Regions from separate parts of the Homo sapiens genome. Here region 2 is linked to region 1. The links are chromatin loops, found by intact Hi-C in ENCODE. Cell type or tissue: heart right ventricle. All regions are shown on one strand.

Evidence for each region. Hi-C counts contacts between places; a loop is a spot of excess contacts. Peaks named below come from ENCODE experiments on the same cell type or tissue, not always from the same donor. Only the 100,000 strongest peaks of a DNase experiment are listed, where the experiment ranks them.
Region 2: a loop joins it to region 1, with 3 times the contacts of the local background. A loop is called at or near these places in 23 of 110 quality-filtered maps.

The regions. Positions count from the first base shown.
Region 1 is chr9:126,488,837-126,493,836 of GRCh38, forward strand. All of the region lies in intron 9 of MVB12B (multivesicular body subunit 12B), which reads left to right. Among named protein-coding and RNA genes, the nearest start is that of NRON, 81 kb to the left of the region's middle. In heart right ventricle, CTCF peaks have their summits at 2,651 (motif pointing left) and 2,854; a DNase peak (open chromatin) is centred at 2,638; H3K27ac peaks cover 487 bases.
Region 2 is chr9:126,409,660-126,414,659 of GRCh38, forward strand. The region is part of intron 6 of MVB12B (multivesicular body subunit 12B); the gene reads left to right. It overlaps NRON (non-coding repressor of NFAT), which reads right to left and starts at 845. Exons shown (of 1, transcript NR_045006.1): 1 at 1-845. In heart right ventricle, no CTCF peak of the experiment used is centred here; no DNase peak of the experiment used is centred here.

The DNA.
Region 1 (5,000 bases):
CGAAGCCGAAGCACAGTTGCCACCATTCGGCTTCAGGGACGGTCACCCTCCAACAAACCGTGTGACCCTGTGTATTCTGAGCATGGAGGTTAGGGACATGGGCAGCCACAGGGAGCTCCCCAGAGCTAGCCAAGCAGAGCTGCCTCCACCCCCACAAGGACACAGATGGCCTGGCCTAGGAGCTGCCCAGCACTGATTGACAAACAGGGTGTCACTTGGTTGTGGGTGGGTGTCCCTCAGCCCCCAGCATCCTGAGGAGCCCCAGGGAGCATGCGCTCCTGGGCCCGGACAGCCAGGCTGCCCTGGAGAACTGGAAGGGGAATGAGCCCATTCAGATGCCGGTGTCTGCAGGGACCCTCATGGGCTGTGTAGGCAGTGGACAGGACACAGCCTCCCAGTGTGGATGCCTGGGGTAGGGGACAAATTTGCTGTATAGGCTTGGCCCTGGGGCATGTTCCCAGGCCCCCTCACCCCAAAGTGGAACACAGGCCTGCTCATCCCAGCCCAGCGTGCCACACAGCGCGGCAGTCAGGGCACCTGGCAGCTGGTGGAGCGTGGTTAGATGTAGCTGCCCTGCTCTTCACCAGGGTCTCCCCAAGAGTCGTGGTACCTGATGCACTTGGGTGAAATTTCATGAAAAATGCCCAAGGACGGTCATGTTTTAAAGTTAGAATCAGTGGATGCGCCATTGAGCAAATTTTGAAGGAAAGGATCTGTGGAAAGACAGAAAACCTCTCACGATTCAGACATGCTCCATGATGGCGCGGGTGGCTGAAAGTGAAGGAAGCCGTGATTCATAGAGAAATTCCAACTCAAACGCCGTCACCCTGCTGGCTCCCCATGACAGAGCAGTGGCCTTCTGCCTGGCCATCTTCCAGCAGCCATGTGCTCCTGCCACCTCCGTCACCTCGCACCCAGAGCAGGGGCTTTGCTGTCCTCCCAGGGCCCGCATACATGAGTCCCAGGCATGAGGAAGTGAATTTTTACCTCATCGTCCCTCAGCCAGGGAGGTGACCAGGGGCTGGTCAGTGGCAGCCTCGTGGCCACCGTGGGCAGTTTTCTTGTCCCGGCCCCACCTGTCCGTGCCTTGTCCCCTCCCCTCCAGTTTGGCTCTGCAGGAGGGCAGTGGGTGACCCGGTGGGGCTGTTGTCCCAGTGAAGCCCTTACGGTTCTCCAGACAAAAGGCTGTCTGTGTCCCAGAGCCTGGAAAGTGTAATTTCGCAGCCAGCGCCCATGATGAAGCATCTTCTCTGGGCGTGAGGAGATGGGTGTATAAATATTCTCTGTCTCTGCCGCTCTTTATTTCCCTGGTAAGCAGTTGCCCCATTTCTCTAGCTGATGGATTCCCCATCGCAACCAGGGTGGGAGCTGCCTGGCTCTGCAGTCCAGGCGGGAGCTTCTAAAATAATCCTCATGTCTTGATTACCTGTGTATCCTCCCTCCCCACCCACGGTCCCGCCCTGGCATCCGTGGAAGACCTCACCATCCCGGTCAGGAGGCAGCAGCCTTGGGTGTAGGTTTCATGCTGTGTGCTTAACTACCCGCAAGCCTTGTGAGAACAGGAGTGAACCATTCCTGTAATGACAGGGCACCGGGCAGTGGAGAAGTCCGGAGCGACTTCCAGCCCCATGCGGAGCCGTTTCTATCAGCTGCCAACCTCAGCAGAAACCACAGTGCTCCCCGTTCCCTTCCAGGAGTGCCACCATCAAAACCGCGGCGGAGGAAGCACACATTAGCCTGCCGCACTCCTGGCGGAGCAACAGCCTCCATTTTCATTCGACTTTAAAGCCGAAAGATGAGGGAGGGTCTAATTAGTAAAGGGATGCTCTAATATTAATCACCCGCTTAAAATTGACAAGGGAGGCAGTTCATTTAACCACTTAATTGCCACAGGTTTTTATGGGCTGCTGTTTGCAGACATATTTAATGAAGAAGTTATAAATCTAAGGGAGCTTACAGTTTTAATTTTATACCTAAATATTTTCCTTGTTCTCATGTTTGTAGTCAGTCCTCAAGAGTGTAGTCACGTGGAATGTTCTTTAAATGAACATATTTGCTAACTGGCGTGATTTCAGTTTTTAAAACACTGGTTCCAGCAATTAGGCATTTTTTTCAGTTCCCAAATGACTAGAGAAATCCGTCTTGATTATAATTGCTCTTAGCCACGCATATCTAATTTGTGTCTTTTTAAGTGTTAATTAGTAAACAGTTTGAGCTGACATCTTTATGTGTTTGTGCGTTGAAAAATGGGGCTTATTGCTTATTTAGCTTGGGGCCGATTCCACTAGCATTTACGTCACGACACTGAGGTGGAATTAATGAAAATGCATTTGGCAGCATGAGGTGAAAAGGATTTTTGAATTCAACTTTTAGACGTCCGCATTGCGTGGGCTTCTGCGGGTCTCTTCAAATATACGAGGTTAGCGTAGATTTGGGACCTATGTCCCGCAGGAATAAAGTGAAGCAGATTTTTGTATCAATAATGAAATGGCAGCGTCCCAATTTTATAAAAGCAAAATGTTCCTATTCCCGCACAATTGTTCATTCTTTCTACTTTTGGAAAGCTTTCCTGGTGCTTATTAGATGTTGAAGAATTTTGTGGCGCGAACTGGTGCAGCCTGAAAAATGTGCGGTCCCTTTGCACCATCTAGTGGTAGGATCTTAAACTGCAGCAGGAAATAAGGTGCCTTTTCTCTGCCTATGAGATTCAATATTTCACCGCCCAGAATCCTTGTTATTTCTTTATTTTTCTGTTAGAAAGCTGAAATGTTTGGGGAAATAAATCTGCCTACTTCAGATATTAAAAGTTAGATAAATAAAAAGAAACCAACCTAGTCTGCTCCCTTTAATATATTGCTAAAAGACACAAAACTATCACCCAAATTCCTACAGAGCTGTCACACTGAGCTAATTCCAGCCCAAAACAAAGAAACCTAACGAATTAGTAAAGTAGATGCCTTGCAGAAATCATGAGAGAAGTCTGAGGCTTCTTTTCAAATACAGGATATAGCTTGGGACCACCGCTTCATAGACTCTACAAGCGTCTGACCACAGCGCAGGAATCAGTTTTATGCCACAGACAAGATTAATTATCTTCCCATAAATTGTTGAGGTTCTTTTGGGCAGTTTATCATTCTAAGCAGCTCCCCTGCCGATCAAAATTGATTTTTTAAATATTTAGTGTTTCCTGAGTACCAAGGTTGTCCATGTTTATAAAAATGCAAACATTACAGGAACATGTAAAAGGTGAACCTCCCCCTCCGTCCACTCCTGCGGCACGTGCACACACACACACACACACGCTCAGCAGGCTCATGCAGTACTGCCGGCTGCGACCTGCCTCTGTACTATCTAGTATGTCTTACACGTCTTCGCATGTTCCTTTACAGATCAGCCTTACCCTTTTTAATGACTATATGTTGTTCCCTTTTATGATTATGCCATAATTTATCTAACCAATCCACTATTGACTGACTTTTGAGGTGCTTCCAATTATTCACAATTACACCGCTGCAATAGATTTCCTTGTACATGTTGCCTGGCTCGCCTGGGTCTTTCCCTGGAAGAGGATGTATGTTACCATTTGCCTTTTGAACAGGGCGGGGCTATTGGAAGTCCCACCAGTGGTGCCTGAGGGGACCTTTCCTCACATCCTTATTCTAGCTAAGACTCACTGGGACCTTAATGTGCCCCTCCATTTAATTTTTAATCTCTGCTTATTTTGGCCAGGTGCAGTGGCTCACGCCTGTAATCCTCACACTTTGGGAGGCCAAGGTGGGAGGATCACTTGGGCCTAGGAGTTTGAAACTAGGCTGGACAACATAGCACCACCCCATCGCTACAAAAATAAAAAAATTATCCAGGCACAGTGGCTCATGCCTTTCTTCCCAGCTACTCAGGAGGAGGCTGATGTGGGAGGATCACTTGAGCCCAGGAAGTTGAGGCTGCAGTGAGCTATGATTGTGCCACTGCACTCCAGCCTGGGTGACAGAGAGAGACCCTGTCTCTTAAAACAAAAAACAATTTGGCCACTCTTCAAGTTGAACAACTTTTCAGGTGCTTATGAGCCACTGTGTTCTCACGCGAGCGTCTTCTGCTCGCTCTCTGCTCAGTTGTTTTCTATCAGCTTCTGTAGCTTTTGCATTGATTTTAAAGAGCTCTTTACGTTTTAAAGAGAGCAAACTTTTCTCTATGAGTTCAAATACACACACTTTAATCAGTGTCTTTTCAGCTTGTAAATGATGTGTTCTGCTATACAAAAGTTTCAAAATGTTCGTGGGCAATTTTCTCTGTTTATTTGGGCTTTGTGTCATAGTTAGATTATGAAAACATTCACCCCTGTTTTCCCTTATTATTTTATATATTAAAATATTAAATACTTTTCAACTACTTAATCCATCTGAAATTTATTAGAAGGTAAGAACTACAGACAGCTTTATTTTACCCTAAAACATTAGCCGGTTTTCTTAATGTTGGCGATCTTTCTTTGACTCTTAAATGCCACTTTTATCATATGTAAGTGGATCAGTGGATGTTTTTCTTGATTCCGTTCTGCTCTGTTATTCTATTTTTATATTAGTACCACACTATTCTGAATCTTATCGCTTTATAGTAAGTTTTAATATAGGTTAGGGTTAGTTCTCTCTTTTTTCCCCCAGAACTTTACTAATTTTACTCACAGGACTATTCTTCCAGTTGAACTTTAGAATCTTGGGGGCGAAGGAAGTTCCGAAAAGCCCACTCTCGATTTTTATTGGAACTGCATTGAGCACATGGTTGAACAGAATAGTAATCGGAATCTTAGATCAAGCGTCTCTCCATCCAGAAACAAGGGATGCCTCTTGTAAGCCCAGGTCTTGGTCCTTTCTCTTTAGGTCATTCCTAGGTGCTTTCTGTCTTTGTGGTTCTTGTGAACGAGATCTTTTTTCTCATTCTATTTTCTGCCACTTATATGTAAAGCAACCATTGACTTTTGTGTAATATTTCTGGAGCTAGATATC
Region 2 (5,000 bases), 79 kb before region 1:
GCACCCCTCCAGCACCCCACAGCATCAGAGACTGGGCACAGGCAACCTCCCCTGCGGAGCTGGGACTAGAATGGCTGTGTTCACAGGTGAGCAGCTGGGAAGGGGTTAAGATAGTAATTGTGTAAGTCTTCCAGGCTTTCTCCCAGTTCTGCGATAATTTGATGAAGAACTTCACCCTAATTAAATATTCAAATTAGGAATAAGTGTCAATATGGCTTCCCATTGCCTGGAATGATGATTAATTGTATTCAAAACTCTAGTGGCCCACTGTAATCTAAACCTAACCGTTGTTCTTGATTATTTCTGCACCACACTTGCCATGTTTTTGTTTTAAGATTTAAACTAGTAATTGATTTGCCATATGCCGTCAAGCTGCACGTACTTTATGCATTTAGGAACTTGGGGAGTTTGGAATTGTGATTTCCTTCATCTTCCAGTGGCAGCTTTTTTTTCCCCTTGTCCAATGCACAGTGATTTGGTTTTGTGTGTGTGTGTGTGTGTGTGTGTGTGTGTGCACGCATGCACGCGCATGCATGCATGTGTGTATGTGTTGCCCATGAGGAAAACCCATTCTACAGTCAGCCTGGTAGGTTGGAGTTGCATTGGTCGTGGCAAATGGGCTTCCTGAATGGAAAATGAACAGGTCTGTGTTTGCACTTACTTTGTGCCCTGTGTCATCTCAGTAAAGCAACATGGCATGGTGGAAAGAGCATGAACGCACATCCTAGCCCAGCCATTTTCTTCAGCTGTGTGACTTTGGGTGAGTTACTTAACCTCTCTGAACCACTTTTCCCCCACATATAGGGTACTACTTCCCTTGCTGGGTTGTTTACATTAGAGATGTGTATGAACATGAGGAATGGTGCAAGTGCCCAGTGAGTAGTAACTGCCATAGTCCTAAATAATTACAGGAGTGAAAATTCCAGGAACAAAGCCTTCACGCGGGCCTCCCTGGAAAGCCCCTCCCAGCCATGCAAGTCAAATCCCATTTCCTACCTCTCTGACTCCCGGAGCCTCCGTTGCCCATCCTTGGCTTTGTGACATCTCTTGGGCCACTGTCTAGACTCTTGAATTACTATTTCATTGCTCGGGCCTCTTCTCCCCAGCCACAGTCTTTTCTTTTTGCAGGTGGGACCATGGCTCCCATGTCCCTGGATACCTCCCAGGGCCTAACAGAGTGCCTGGCCTGTAGTAGACTCTCAACAGATGTTTGTTATTTTGGTTATTTCTTTTTTTTTTTTTTTTTGAGATGGAGTCTTACTCTGTCACCCAGGCTGGAGTGCAATGGCGTGATCTCTGCTTACTGCAGCCTCCACCTCCCAGGTTCAAGCAATTCTCCTGCCTCAGCCTCCTGAGTAGCTGGGATTACAGGCACACGCCACCACGCCCGGCTAATTTTTATATTTTTTAGTAGAAACGGGGTTTCACCATGTTGTTCAGGCTGGTCTTGAACTCCTGACCTCGTGATCCACCCGCCTTGGCCTCCCAAAGTGCTGTGATTACAGGCATGAGCCACCACACCCAGTTATTTCTTTTTCATGCCACTGTTTTAAAATTGAAGCATATAACCATATTGTCCTTTATGGCCTATCTTTTGATATTCAGAGCTTTTACTTTGTGATATAGGAGATTTATGTTCGTGTTTCAGTTGACTTATGGATAAATTCCTAAAGGGGAAGATACACGTTTCATTTGGTTTCTTAAACTGTCTCGGTGCCAGGCAGTGCCTAGCACACAGTAGGAGCACAATAAAAAAAGTGCGCTGAGTCAGTCGCCACATCCTAATTATAGCGGCCTTGTGTGCCTGTTGATACTGGTCCAGCTCCCCTGGCATGGGCCTGTGTTCACTGGGTAATACTTGGAATTAAGTTTTAGGTCTGGGCATAGAAGGTTTATAAGATAGTGAATATAACTGTAGAGGAAATAGGTCTCTTTTAAGTTTTACAAAACCTTACTTGTCTTGGCTTGTGTCAATTACAAAACGAAACAAAAAAGAGACTCATCAGACCGTGACAAATGATAGTAAACTTTGCGCATGGTGGTTTCTCCCTGAGGTTGGCTCCAAAATCAATATGAAAAGAAAACCACAACTGAAAATATTTTAGAGCCTAGAGTGATTAAAATAACTGACTTTCTGTTTTAGCGGAAACAAGTTACAAGAAAGAATTACAATATCTCCTCACATCTCTGGGTCTTCACAGATCTCAATCGTAATTCAGAGCCTCACTTGGGAAACACAGGGGACTTGGAGCAGGAATCCTGGCTGTGAAGTCATTGAGGAGGATTCGAGTGTTAGTCAGGCCCTTCCAGCTGAAAATGATTCATTTTAATTACCTTCCAGGGTGATCCGATACCTGAGCATATGGTCTTTAAGAAATAAGGTTCCCCAAACTGTCAGCAAGTGTGGGCAATGGTCAGGGACCTCTTTCTGACACCATTGACCAGCCTTGGAGAGCGGGCGCTCTAGAAGGTGCTTATTAAAATGCCAGCAGGTGCAGCAAAGGTCCCCTTCTCTGTGACTCCCGCACCCTGCTTGTGCCAGGTGTTTTATAAGAGCCTTTTTCTTCATTAAATGGCATTCATTAAGCACGTCCTTACACCTGGCACAGAAGCTGTGCGTCACAGATGACTTCTTCCCAGTGGTGTTTGCAGGAATAATGTGGAATTTCATTTAGCCATTTGCTGTGTTCTTCTTCCCCTTCCTATCTTAACTTGATTTTTGTTGCTTTTCATATTTCTTCTGCTGCCCCCACAATCCATTCCTCTCCTTTGTACATGACCTCTGGTCTTTGTCCACCAGCAGACACATTATATAGAAAACAAGGTGTCCCTTCAGCACCAAGCACCACCACGCTGGATGCTTTCATACGTGTGTCTCTTCTACTCTCCCAACCACATTGAGAAGTGTTCCCCTAGTTTTTGCCATCTTTTTTTCTGATTAAAAGAAATAATTTCTCATCCAAAAAAATTAACACTTAAAACATATGGAAGAGCAGTGGGGAGAATCCACACTCCCATCTTAGAGGCTTCTGTCGTCAATACCGTGAGCCTCTCCTGCCCCTCAGTCACCTCTAAGTTACTCCCTCCAGCCCTTTGCTGTACTGTAGCTTAGCCGTGTGTGCCCATGGAAAAAAGATTGTCTTATGGGATTGTTTATAATACATCATTCTGCAACTTTGTTTTTGCTTGGCTGGTTTTTTGGTTTTGTTTTACTTAACAGCCAGTCTTTGGGAGTTGGGCATTTCTACAGAAAAATCTCTGGCTCTCTTCATCTATTCGTTCTGTCCTACTTTAGTATTATATGAAAATTCCACATTTTATTAGCCTCCTCTTATTGATGGTCATTGGGCTGCTCCCAGTTCATTGCCATGACAAATGCTGCCCCAAGGCCCTGGTTCCTGTCCTTTCCTTCCACAGCTGAGATCATATTCCATACACAGATCCCGAGCATCTCACTCCAACCCTCTCCACAAAGCCTGTAAACATCATTTTATGTCTGCATAATATTCTGAGTCAGACATAGTAACATTATTTCCAGTTTTTGAGTAGACCGTCATAATTAAGAGCATGAATTGTGTAATTGGCCCCATCAGCATTCAAATCCAAGCTTCTGCATACTCTGTGTTCAAGTCCAAGCTGTATCCAGCAGAGAGGCAAGCTGTGGAGCCTCTCTGAGACACCTGTGGAGTAGGGGGGGTCTCAGCAACTCGCCGTAGGATTGGGTTAGGGATCATAAGATGCATATGACAGGTACACGCTGTAAACAAGTCAACTGATGATATTTTTAAATTTTCTTAAATAGGTCATTTCCCACATTTCAGGTTCTTTCCTCAAATCTCAAAAAGGGAAGAATAAATGCTGGTCCTTTTGTCGCATTACTTCCCCTTTCTTAAGTATTAAATTTGAATCATCTGGAATGTATTATTAAGTGTTTCTCCTAGAGAAGGTGACATGAGTAATCTTCTGTTGTCTTCCTGCACAAAAGACAACTTGAAGTCATACAAAATTGCTGAATCACAACTATTTTCACCTTCAAAACTGGCTGCGTCGTCTTCCAGCATTTAGTATGGCAGAGGAAAAGTCTGAAGTCACCATCAGTATTTGCCAGGATGTATCCTCTTTTCATTGCATTTTCTGGAATCCTGTGAACCCCATTGGTTGTGTGTGTGTGTGTGTGTGTGTGTGTGTGTGTGTATAAGGGTTGGGAGATCAAAGTGGCAGGTGCCTCTGACTATGAGTGCGCCTCTGCCTTGCTAGTCACCACTCTCTCGACGCTGCCCTTTGACAGTCTGGGAGGACAGCAGGCACTGCAGCTGCCTGGGCAGAACCATCTTCATTATATGTGGCCACTGGGTCTACAAGATTAATGGTAACATTTTAAAAATTCACACAGACCTGGAATCAGCACTAGAAAATACAGATTTAAATTAACAAGGAAAAAGCAGAATCCCATCAAAGGAAATAAATCGTGCTGGCAACTATTGTCTCATAATAAAATATATTCTATAACTGAAGGGCTTTTATATGGAGCTGTCTGCAGCTTAGTGGCCATGTTAATTGAATAAGGTGCCTAAGACTGACTTGGGGGAAAAAATGAAATTCCCCTCAGCATGTATTTAGCTGGAGCCGTCATCGCTGGCAGTGCGTGCTTGCTGACCTGTTTGTTACAGAACAGCCAATCCCTCCTGCAGAGAGACGTGATGGCCACCAGAAGCAGCAGGGTGAGAGCCCTGTCTCCTCCGGGCAGTTCCGTGGGCAGGGGGAAGGGGAGGATAGCTTGGTAACACTCCCCGAGGATTTAGGGACTGTTCCAGTTACAATTCTCCAGTGACCAAACAGATTTTGGAATAATAATCCATCATTTGAGTCAAGTGGCAGACATGGTTGTCCTCTGATGGACAGCCCTTGCTCCAGGGGTCCAAGACCTACTGGGGAAGGTGCCAGAAGGCCTTCACCTCCTGGCACTATCCTAAGTAGAGACAGTTTCTCGAGCCTTTGAG